Linked DNA regions of Homo sapiens: region 1 is linked to region 2. A link is an interaction called in ENCODE POLR2A ChIA-PET data of the cell type or tissue named here. Cell type or tissue: B cell. All regions are shown on one strand. Links, peaks and the distances in the headings refer to the core of each region. The heading gives the core; the rest is flanking DNA. Region 1 overlaps FCHSD2 (FCH and double SH3 domains 2). Region 2 overlaps ARAP1 (ArfGAP with RhoGAP domain, ankyrin repeat and PH domain 1).

Region 1 (7,131 bases), core at 953-5,952, 300 kb after region 2:
TTATGCAAGATATTACCACTGGGAGAACTGGGTGGGGAATGTAAGAGCACTCTTTGTATTTATTATTTCTGACGACTATGTGTGGCTACAATTATCTCAAAGTAAAAAGTGTTTAAGATATAACAAACAAAACCACAGGTCTTCCCTAGGCTTAGAAATACACCTTTCTACTGGCATCACATCTCAAGACAACTCAGGACAATGTGATTAAGGGCTGGCTGCAGTGCCTCACGCCTGTAGCACTTTGAGAGGCTGAGGCAGGCAGATCACTTGAGGCCAGGAGTTTGCGACCAGCCTGGCCAACATAGTAAAACCCCATCTCTACTAAAAATACAAAAATTAGCAGGGCATGGTGATGCACACCTGTAATCCCAGCTACTCAGGAGGCTGAGGCACAAGAATTGCTTGAACCCAGGAGGCAGACATTGCAGTGGGCCAAGACTGTACCACTGCACTCCAGCCTGGGCGACAGACCGAGACTGTCTCAAAACAAAGAAAAGAAAATGTGATTAAGTTCATAACCTAAGAATAATTTATATAATAACTAGTAACAAGAAGAATGGTGTTTTAATAAATGTTCATACATGGTTGTTATTGGTAGTAGAAAGGGAGAATATCCTAAGCCTGGGTAACAGAAATAAAGACAAGGAAAAAGACTGCTTTCAGTCCAGTGGAGGTGTTGATAAGAACTGAAACACAACTGCAACTGAGGTGCCCAAAGGTTGGAAAACCAAGGATGAAAGCAGAAATGGCCAGAGGTAAGTAGAGAGATAATTTGGTGCCAGGTTTCTTCATGGTTTTGAATATCATGAAAAGAAATTTAAATTTATCCCATCGGCAAGGAAAAACAATAGAAGATTTTCAAGCAGGGGAGTGACAGTAGGCCTGTTTTACAAAGATATAAAGATATAGTTTGTGTCATTATAGCAGATGGAATTGTGAAAGAAATCACATGCAAACAAGCAGCTACTTAACATTTCAGATATGAAGAGATCTACAAAGAAGGTAAAATTAGAGGCAGCTTTTTGTTTCCCAAGTTGAAAAGTTAATAAAAATATATTATTATTACCAGTTCATAGTCAAGATTTAAAGACAAGAATATAAATAAGCTTACTTAAAAGTCATTAGAGAGCTGAGGGATTTTTGAGAAGCATTTACATAGAAAGGAATGAAAACCTGTTCTCAAATTTAAAAAAAAAAAAGGTCCAAGAGAAAGTAGTGTTACAAAAGTCTAATGCAAATTGAGGTTTTAATGACATTAAATGCTGCATGTATCATCAGATAGGCAAACAATTTAAAAGACTGATTACATGCACTGTTGGTAAAAAATAAAAACAAAGGGACAATTTAAAATCATACTACAGGCTGGGTGTGGTGGCTCACGCCTGTAATCCCAGCAGTTTGGGAGGCTGAGGTGGGCTGATCACTTGAGATCAAAGAGTTTGAGACCAGCCTGGCCAACATGGTGAAACTCCATCTCTACTAAAAATACAAAAATTAGCCAGGTGTGGTGGCGTACACCTGTAATCCCAGTTGCTCGGGAGGCTGAGGCATGAGAATCACTTGAACCTGGGAGGTGGAGGTTGCAGTGAGCCAAGATCATGCCACCACACTCCAGCCTGGGTGATGGAGTGAGAAGTGTCTCAAAAAACAAAGTCATACTAGAAAAAATTAAATATATTTATACAGTTTATGGGGAACAACTTCCAATATTAATATTTTAGGGCCAGTCTAGTAGTGATGAATTCCCTAACCTTTTGCTTGTCTGGGAAAGAATTTACTTCTCCTTCATTTATGAAGGATAATTTTGCTGAATACAGTACCCTTGGTTGGTAGTTTTTTTTTTCTTTCAGTACTTTGAATATATCATACCATTCTCTCTTGGCCTGTAAAGGTTTCTGCTGAGAAATCTGCTAGTAGTCTCATAGCAGTTCCTTGACAGGTTACTGCATGCTTTTTTTCTTGCTGTTTTTTGAATTCTCTCTTTGTCTTTGATGTTAGATAGTTTGACTATAATGTACCATGGAGAATGCCTTTTTGCATTTCATCTGCCTGGGGGGGTCTCAGAGCCTCCAGTATCTGGATGTCTAAATCTCGTTAGACTTGGGAAGTTTTTGTCTATTATTTCATCAAATAGATTTTTCTAACCTTCCCTTCCCTCTTTGCCATCTGGGAAACCAATAATATGTGTATTTGGTCACTTTATGTTGTCCCATATATCACAAAGGCTTTGTTAATTCTTTCTTATTTTTCTTCTTTTTGACTGCTTGGGTTATTTCATAGGACCTGTCTTCAAGTTTTGAGATCTTCTCTTTTGCTTGATCTAGTCTATTGTTGAAGCTTTCAAATGTATTTTGTATTTCATTCAATGAATTCTTCCATTACAGAATTTCTGTTTGGTTCTTTTTTATATCTCTCTTTGGTAAATTTCTCATTCATATCCTGAATTGTTTTTCTGATTTCTCTGTACTGTTTTTCAGAATTTTCTTGTATCTCATTGAGCTTCTTTAATATCAACATTTTGAATTCTTTTTCCAGGATTTTGTAAATTTGTTTTTTATTGGGATCTGTTACTAGAGAATTATGTTATTCCTTTGGAGTTATATTTCCTTGCTTTTTCATGTTTCCTACATTGATAACTGCACATCTGATGTGATAGTCACTTCTTCCAGTTTTTTGAATTTGCTTCTGTAGGGAATGTTTTCCTGAAGATAGATCTATGGTGTTGTTTGGTAGGGCCCTTTGGCCTTGATTCTGGGTGCTTGCAGTGGTACGGTATCTGTACGATTTCTTTGGCTATGAACAGTGTCAGTGGTGTTTGTAATTTATTCAGTGGTTTCAGGTGCAGTTATTAGTGGGGCCTGTGGTAAAGTTTTGCTGAGGACTGGGGCACCAGGTAGGCCAGTCTTTGAGCCCCAGTAGAGGCAGTGGTGAGTTGGCACTAGTAGTCCAGGTGGGCCAATTCTTGGCCTTCAGGTGGCTTACTCAGATGCTGGTAGTGGCAGCAGTGAGCTGGGTGGGTGGGCAGATTCTTGGGCCTCTGGGCAGCTGGCATAAAACAGCAGTGGCAGTGATGGGATAATCTTCTGGGTCTTGAGCAGTGTATGCTGGTGTTGGTGGTGGCTGTGAGGGGGTGGGCAGCTCAGTCTCCAAGCCTGCAGGTGCCATGTGCAGGTAGGTGTCAGCTGTGATTGTAGTGGCAGGGGTGGGTAGAACCAACCTCAGGCCCCCTAGAGGAGTATTCAGGTGCCAATGGTGGTAGAATGTGCTGGGCAATCTCCTGGACCCTAGCCTGTGTGCTCTGGCATGGAGTAGGGATATGAAGTCAGGCTGGGGTGGCTTGCCCTCAGGCTCTCAACAATATGTGCAGGTGCCAGCCATGGTAGGCAGGGGCAGGCTGATCCCTAGGCCACTGGCAGAATGCTCAGGTGGGAGGCAGTAGTGGCTGCACTGCTGCCCTGCCACTGGAAAAGGGAGGGCTACCTTCTGAGCTGGAAGCCTAGGCTAGCAGGTGGGGAACATGTGCACCACCTAGGCTAGCAGGTGGGGAATACTTGCCCCAGCACCACTCGCTCCCCAGCAGCACTTACACTGCTAACCTAACAGTGTTAACCCACAGCTTGGCCCCAAGGGCAGCAGCTCACACTTCTCTTGTGGTTTAGCCCTAGTGATGCTGGACCCCAGGACAGTGCACAGTCTGTTGGGGGCAGGGCTCTAAAATAGTGCCTTGCTGCAGTTGCTTAGTTCTCAGAGCGTGTGTGGGACCCAGCATGAGCTCCCTTCTTGGTGTAGTGCCATCACACAATCTCCTGGCAGCTCCCTATCTTAGTTTCAAGGCCCAGGAAGGTTGAAGGGCTCTTCCATGGCCAGCACTACAGAAGTCTACAGTGGGAATGTGGACCAATGGGGGTCTCTCTTGGCTCCTGACTAATCCCACCTGAACAGGCTACCTTGTTTCCCTTTCCTTTTTAACTTTAGGTATTTCCTGTCACTTTTCTGTTGAATTCCAGTGTTCTCTTGGATGATCTAGTCAACATGTGATTATTCACTCACTAGTTTGGTTCTTCTTAGTGGAGGAGGTACGAAGTGCCCCTAGTCAGCCACCTTGAAGACCCTCCCTCCAATATCAACATTTTAAATATATAAACCCTTTGATCCAGCATTTCTCCCTCTAAGAATTTACCCTACAGATACACTTTCAGTGTACAAAAATATACTTATGTTCATACAGAACTTATTCACTGCATTATTTGAAATACTAATAAACTAAATAACTACAAATAGGGATGTGGATAACAAAAGTATAGTTCATCAATACTATGGCACTAAAGCAGGCATTAAAAAGAATGAGGGACCAGAACATACTGACATGAAGGGATTTCTAAAATAGACTCCTTAAGTGTGTGGGCGGGGAGCAAGGGTGTTACAGACTGCATGTATATAATAATTGCAGTTCTGTTAGAAACAACAAAACTATGTATGCCCATGTGTGAATCACACAGAAAAAAATGTGAAAGAAAAGACCACACACTTGTAATAGCAATTACCCTAGGGGAGCAGAAATGTGAATGGAAGATGCTTGGGAAATGATATTCTTTATACTCCTGTACTGTTTACCTACTTGATAAAAAACATGTATTACTTGGATAAGAATTTAAAACTACCAATGCAAATATAAATACGAAAAAGTTAAATGGAAAATTTTAAATAACAAAACTAAAATAAGCTCCAAATAAACAAAAACACTGGCAATTGTTCTCAGCCTCAATCCTGATCTTTCTATTGTCTTTTTCACAATAGCACCACCATCCTCTCAGTTGCCTAAATGAAAACACCTGGGAGTCATTGTATAATTCTTCATCTCTCTCCCCCTGCTTCATTCATTCAGTCAGTAAATATTTATCAAGTGCTTTCAATGTTGCAAGAGCTATTTTAAATATGAAGAAAACTGTTTATATATGTAATTTGTCTCAGAACAAATTTGACAAACACAAAAAACAAAACTCTGCCAAATCATTTGCAAGTCCTCTGGCTTAAGTCTTCTAAATATCTCTGAAATCTTCCCTACAACTTGATTTCTGCTACAATTTCCTTGGTTCAAATATGAGATGATGAGGAATTAAATTCCTGCCATTCTATCCTTTCTGAAGTCTTCCTCACACCCCTCGAATCCACCTTTACACTATCATTAAAGTAAAGATGATAATATGATTCCTCTCATGGAAACATTTCAACACCTCCATTACGTTCTGAATAAAAAAGCAAACTCTATACTGTGATATGTAAAGTCCTTTTATGATGCCTACCTATGATGTATCCTTAATCTCCACCACTCCAGTTAACCTCTAACCCACATACTTCACAGCAACCCTACTGAACTGTTACCTAACAGTCACATTTTCTCATGCTCCATGCCTGGAAGGGGTTATTTTCACTTAGAATTTCTTTTACCAAACTGTCTGCCTGGAAAACTCCTGCACATTCTTTAAGACCTGGCTCTACAAGCCCAGGTTTTCTTCTATGGCTCCAGTGCCCCTCTCCTACTACCCAATTCTGCAACTATTTATAGTGGCTATCTCCTGTATGCTTACAAAGGACAGACAACATATCTTCTAGCCTCTCTAATCCTAAGGTCTACTTTAACCGCTGACATGTAGTAGGTATTTCATATGTATCCTATGAATAAGAAAGAAAGAATAAATGTGTGTTTAAATAGCTATCTGACCTTGAGTAAGACATATAACCTGAGACCTGGTTTCCTATAGTATAAAATGAGAATTATTATATCTACCTCACAGAGCTGTTCTGATAATCATGGGAAATGAGTTCTTAGCACAGTGTCTGCCACATAGTAAATATTTTGTATATCTTGGCTTGCAATACTTTTTTAAATTAGGGTTTATAAGCTAGCCTAGGAGCATAGCTTTTTAATCCTTATTTCTTTGGTAACCTGAATCCTGAATTTTAAATAAACTTGGAATATAACTCCTGGCCTCAAGCAATCCTCCCATCTTAGCCTCCTAAAGCACTGGGATTGCAGGCATGAGCCACCATGCCCAGCCTAACTATCTATAAGTTGGATCCTTCTTTACTGCAAGCAATCTTCTTCTTAGGCTGATTTCCTTATACCAGCAACACTGAACATCCCATGCTCACTGTCACCTCAAGGTTTTGTTCTACTTGCCTCTCTTGCCTAGAATTTCATCTCTCCTCTCTTCCTCCTTAGCTGAATTTTGCAGATACAGAAAATCCTTAAGAAAATCTGTGTGGTTTCTTTTTTTTTTTTTTTTTTTTTTTGGGAGACAGAGTCTCACTCTGTCACCCAGGCTGGAGGGTAGTGGTGCATTCATAGCTCACTGCAGCCTTCAACTCCTGGGCTCAAGCGATCGTCCTGCCTTAGCCTCCTGAGTAGCTGGGACTACATGCACGTACCACCACACCCAGCTAATGTATTTTTTTGTAGAGATGGAGTATCACTATACTGCCCAGTCTAGTCTTGAACTACTTGCCTCAAGTGATCCTTCCACCTCGGCCTCCCAAAGTGCTAGGATTACAGGCATGAAGAAAATCTATTAATATTTTTATTTCCTGTTTTGCTTTAATATGCTCTATTGCAATCATACTGTTCTATTATTTATTGCTCTCAAGACACCTTCCATGATATCAGTAGGCCACTGTGAAGAATTATTAGGGCTTCTTATCATATATCCTTCAGTTTTCTAGCTTCATTGCCACATTCTTAAGAAATCATCTGATGTCAATCATCACTGACAATTCAACAGCTTGATTTCGTATTCAGACTCTAAACCATGCGCTTCAATACTAAGTTCTCAATTACCCTGGATTCTCTGCTATTGTTTGAAGGGTATTTGGTCATAATCCTAACCAGACTGCAAGCTCTGAGGTCACTGACTTCTGGGTCCTTCAACACAAAGGACAACTCCTGAGCGTAAAAGATAATAAATACTTCCAAATTGACCTCAAAAAAGAAATCAAATTCTTTTTTTTTTTGAGCTGGAGTCTCACTCTGTCGCCCAGGCTGGAGTGCAGTGACATGATTTCGGCTCAATGCAACCTCTGCCTCCCAGGTTCAAGCAATCCTCCTGCCTCAGCCTCCTAAGTAGCTGCGAT
Region 2 (5,000 bases), core at 1-5,000:
CCGCTCCACTGCAGGAGAAGGGTAGAGGAGTAAGCCCAAGGTTGCAGGGAGCCCCTCAGGGGTCTCCTGGCCCTAGGCTCCTCATGCAACACCTCCTCCAGAAAGCCCACTCAGATGCCCCCATCATTTTGCTTGACTTCTCTGACTTGAACGAGCTCAGGCTCCAATCCCAGCTATGCCACTGATGCTGGGCAAGTGACCTCACCCCTCCAAGCCTGCTCCCGCTGATTGTGTGGTTCTGAGGAGTCAGTGACCGTGCCAAGCACAGAGCCGGTCACAGAGGGTGCCCCCTTCCTCTGCCCACCTCACAAAGGCAGCATGCCTCCCCGGATGTGATGTGAGAGGGCAGATGCACCATGACTCTCTTCCCCCTCCTCTGCCCAAACTTCCAGTCTTCTCTACCCTCTTCTACACACACACACAACACCCCACACTCCCCACCATCACTCTCTGCCCGGAAGGCAAAGGTTCGGTTGTTTGTGATCACTTCAAACTTCTGGTCCCCGATGGCAGCCACGTGGGAGATGCAGGCCACAGAGATAAAGCGCTTAGAGTAAGCGTCCTGGGGGAGAGACAGGAACTATATTTTGGGACCCAGCACCTCGCTGACTCCCCCAGCCTCAGCCAAAATGAAGTCTGCAGCCCTGTCTCCTGCAGCTGGTTAGAGACAAGACCCTGTGCTGACCCTGACTGCAGCCCTCAGCAGGCAGAGGGCCAGGAGGACATGGGTTAAGGGGTCAGACTTAGAACTCTGGCGAGGACTCCTCTGGGGAGGGACGCCACCTCGCTCCAGTGTTGGGGCCAGCCTAGGCTGGAGCAGGGGTCGCGTCAGGACTGATGCAGGCCTCACCTTGTTACTGTCAAAGTATCGCAGGTGATCAGTATCCAGTCTCACCCATCGTTTCTGATAGATGTAAGATCTGGAGAGGGAGAGGGACAACAAGCAAATGACCGGGGGTAGGAGGACAGGTTCCAGGACCACCCCAGCCCTCAGAAGCCACACTCAGAGTGAGGATCAGCCAGGTTCTAGGGAGGAAGAATCCCAAATGGCCACTGGCAAGAAGATGGACTTTACAGCAAGAGTGACTGAAGTCAGACTCAAAGTAGCACATCTCTTTTTTTTTTTTTTTTTTTGAGACAGGGTCTCACTCTGCCACACAGGCTGGAAGGCAGTAGTACAGGCCTAGCTCACTACAGCCTCAGATGCCTGGGCTCAAGTGCTTCTCCCACCTCAGTCTCCCAAGTAGCCAAAACTACAGGCATGAGCCACTGCACCTGGCTAGTTTTTAAATTTATTTGTAGAGACGAGGTCTCGCCATGTTGCCCAGAGTGGTCTCAAACTCCTGGCCTCAAGCAAACCTCCCATCTCAGTATCTCAAGTGCAGAGATTACAGGAGTGAGCCACTATGCCCAGCGATCTCCCAATTTTCAGGGCAATAAAATGGGTCTGGAGGGAATCATCAGTGGTCACAGTGTGCCTGGAGGGAGACCTGTGCAAATCATCGCAGGCCCTTCTGGTTTTCAGATCAGTGAGTGATACCAGTGTCCTGGGGTCCTGGACACTGCCCCCCACCCCCCCATGCAGAGCACAGCAGGACCCAAGAGGCCTCACTCACCCCTGCGGTGGGTTCTTGTCCAGCCAGCCAGCCTTGATGACTGGTGTGACGGGGGTGGAGCCCCCAGGCGGCCCGTCCATGGGGTGTGGCGCAGCTATTGTGCTGGGCAAGGACAAGCTCAGGCTGCTGGTATGCCATCCGCCACTAGCGAGAGATGAGGGGATGGGGGGCCGGGCTGAGGAGGCAAGGAGGGGGCGGGCTGAGGTTGGGCTCAGTGGGAAGGAGGGTGGCCGGACACTCACTTGGGGACGCCCTCATAGGCGTGGTCATCCTCTTCCTCATCCCCTTGGTCGTCCCCAGACAGTTCCTCTCCCTCGCTCAGCAGACTGGCCACGCGCACGGCCCGTGGGACTCGGCTCGGTGGGGGCTCCTCCTGCCCCCGAGACCCACTCAGCGTCATCCTTCCCTTCAAGCCACAGATCACACCCACCCGGGGCTGCCACGCCCCCTCTGTCCACACAGCCCCGACCCACACAGCCCAGCACTTTTAGTTCTGTTTCCTCACACTCCCCTCCCCCTGCCAGCGGAGACCACACAGAGACCCAGATCACAGGGACAGGAGAGCCAGTGGCAGAAACCGACCTAGGACACAGACAAAAACAGAAAGATAAAGGGACAGAGAAAAAGACTGCGGGCTAGGGATGCAAGACAGACAGACACGGGAACACAAGAAGTGAAACAGAGACAGACACTCCGGGACAGGACACGAGTTCCTAACACACAGGGTGGGGGGAGGCCACATGCCCACCCACATACAGCCAGGGCCTGGGGGAGCCACACCAGAGCCCCGACCCCTGGCCCAGAGCGCTGTGGCTACACGTGACTCCTGACCCCCGTATGGCAAGAGAGTGAGGTGGGGGAAGGGGAAGCCTCCCGGGAAATGGCTGCCCACTCTCTGTCTGGTAGTCCTCAGGGTCTGACAGGCAGCTGGGCACCCCCACAACACCCTGACAGGCAGACAGTCCCATGCCTGGCCCCACCTTCTTGGTCATCACTCTGGCTGGGGCCCCCGGCCCCTCCTCTGGGACCTCATCGTAGTCAGAGTCATCTGGTGAGAGAGGGGTTGGGGGGCCTCAGGGCAAGGGGCCTGGCCTCCTCTCCTGGGGCACCACACTGGGCTTCACAAAGCCTCCCCCATGCCAAGACCCCCATCCCCACCTCCCCCTGGCTTTCAAAAAAAGGCACAGGGGACAGGAAGTGCGATTTATACCCCCAGGCCTCATAGGACAGTACTAAAGGGTGGCAGAGGAGAAGCTGGGACACCACAAGGAGGTCCGAGCCAGTGGTGAGCTTGGGGGTTGGGGTAAGGACTGTCAAAGGCAACAAGAATCAACAAATGTGGCCAACCCCAGGAAAAGCAAACCACCTCTGGCCAGGCGCGGTGGCTCATGCCTGTAATCCCAGCACTTTGGGAGGCTGAGGTGGGCAGATCACGAACTCAGGAGATCGAGACCATCCTGGCTAACACGGTGAAACCCCGTCTCTACTAAAAATACAAAAAATTAGCCAGGTATGGTGGCGGGCGCCTGTAGTCCCAGCTACTCGGGAGGCTGAGGCAGGAGAAGGGCGTGAACCCAGGAGGCAGAGCTTGCAGTGGGCGGAGATTGCACCACTGCACTCCAGCCTGGGCGACAGAGCGAGACTCCATCTCAAAAAAAAAAAAAAAAAAGAAAAGCAAACCACCCAACACCATGGAAAATCAGACCATGGGTAACTGGCAAAGCCGGCCATGGCCCCACACTTAACGGTCAGGAGGCCAGAGAGGTGGGTGCTGTCTCCATTGTGAGGATGAAGAGAATAGCGCTCAGGGAGGCTGTGACCTGCCCGGGGCCACACAGTGGGCTGGTGGCAGGCTTGCACAGAAAGGAGTGTGATCCTTGCATACCTTCCAGAGGCCTGATTCCAGGGATCCCAGGCCATCCACCCAGAGCCCCATCTCCTGGCTGCAGCACTCACCGAACTCTGGGAACAGGCGTACCGGCTTTGGAGGTATCTCCGGGGGGCAGGGAGGTGGAGAGGGAGGCTGGGGAGGCCCCTGGGGGAGGGTGGACAGGGGCTCCTCAGACTGTGGCTGGGGAGGGGATGATAATGATGGCAGCAATGACTCCTCCTCCTTAGTGGGCAGGCTGGGAACACAACAAAAGTTGGGCATCACTAAGCAACAGAGCCAAGACTGAAACATACTGAGCCCCCAGCTCACCTGAACTGCAGCAAAACTCAGGCACTACACAAACTCACACAGACAGGAGCCCTCCTGCACACAGTCCTCCTCAACTCATCTCCCAGACCAAAACCCCTCCTGGTTCCCCGAAGCCTAAAGGAAGCAGGCACCCTCTTTGGCCTGAATGAGGTGTTCACCTATCCCCAGTGCTCTAGCTTTTAGTCACATATATCTACTGGGTCTCCACACTGAAGGAGGGATAAAGACCAGAATGGGGAGTCAGGGAAGGATTCGTGGAGAAGGTGATGCTTGACCTGAGCTTTTAAGGATAAGAAGGCATTGACGGCAAAGAGAAGGGACAGGATTGAAATGAGCTGCAAGGCCCGAGGCACAGACCAGAGCCTCAGAAACCAATTCCTAAGGCCCTGAATTGTGGGTCTCTGTCTCAAGATCACCTTGCTCTTGCCCAGATTTGGATATTCACTACCTCCTGGTGCCCTCAGACTCCTCAAACTCACCTGATCCCACCAGACCCATCTCCCACACCTCTGCTACCTCACCCCACTCACTCACCTCTGCTACCACTCCCCAGGGAACCCTCCCCTGATTCTCCAAGGCCAAGTTCAGGGCCTCCTGGGCTCTCACGGCCCCACAGTGTTCCCATCTGTCTCAGTACAGATCACATTGCTTCTGGCAGGCTGTCTTCTGAAGGGCTGTGGCATCAAGGACATGAATTTGAATCCTGCCTTAGTTTCTTAGTTCTTGTGTGTCCTGGGGTGAGCACCTAGCCCCTCTGAGCCTCAGTTTCCTCTTCTGTGAAACGGGGGCTATATCACTGACCTGGCAGGGTGCTAGAAGGATTAACCAAGACAGGATGTGTCATGTGCCAGTGCACAGGATGCACGGGGACTACAGGCTGGAACAAGGTGCCTGAGCCCTGGAGGCCTGGCCCCACCAGCTGTCTCTGCCAGTGCCCTGCAGGGGCCAAGGAGGAGAATCAGGGTGGATGGCTTATTTTTGGCCTTGTCTGTTGCCCTGGTGTTCCTGGCTGATGGTGTGGGGCTACCGTGAAAGCAAGGAAGGGCTGGGAGGCAGTGACAGGGTCTGCCTGGGGTGTGGTCATGATGCCAGGCCTTTCCTCCTGCTGTTGCCTCCACCAGTAACACCCTTCTCCCTGTTCTCTGCCTGGGAATATCCACTAGTTTTTTAACTTCTTTTTTTTT

Evidence for each region. Peaks named below come from ENCODE experiments on the same cell type or tissue, not always from the same donor. Only the 100,000 strongest peaks of a DNase experiment are listed, where the experiment ranks them.
Region 1: POLR2A ChIA-PET joins it to region 2 with 5 read pairs; 1 of 35 experiments calls an interaction of 5 or more read pairs at or near these places.

Annotation. Positions count from the first base shown.
Region 1 is chr11:73,007,851-73,014,981 of GRCh38, forward strand. All of the region lies in intron 4 of FCHSD2 (FCH and double SH3 domains 2), which reads right to left. Among named protein-coding and RNA genes, the nearest start is that of FCHSD2, 130 kb to the right of the region's middle. In B cell, for the core only: no CTCF peak of the experiment used is centred there; no DNase peak of the experiment used is centred there; H3K27ac peaks cover 4,373 bases.
Region 2 is chr11:72,710,580-72,715,579 of GRCh38, forward strand. ARAP1 (ArfGAP with RhoGAP domain, ankyrin repeat and PH domain 1) reads right to left here. Exons shown (of 35, transcript NM_001040118.3): 4 at 3,573-3,742; 5 at 2,597-2,664; 6 at 1,859-1,989; 7 at 1,617-1,760; 8 at 851-920; 9 at 442-562; 10 at 1-8. Among named protein-coding and RNA genes, the nearest start is that of ARAP1-AS2, 13 kb to the left of the region's middle. RefSeq lists enhancers at 2,063-2,643, 3,225-3,804. In B cell, for the core only: no CTCF peak of the experiment used is centred there; no DNase peak of the experiment used is centred there; H3K27ac peaks cover 445 bases.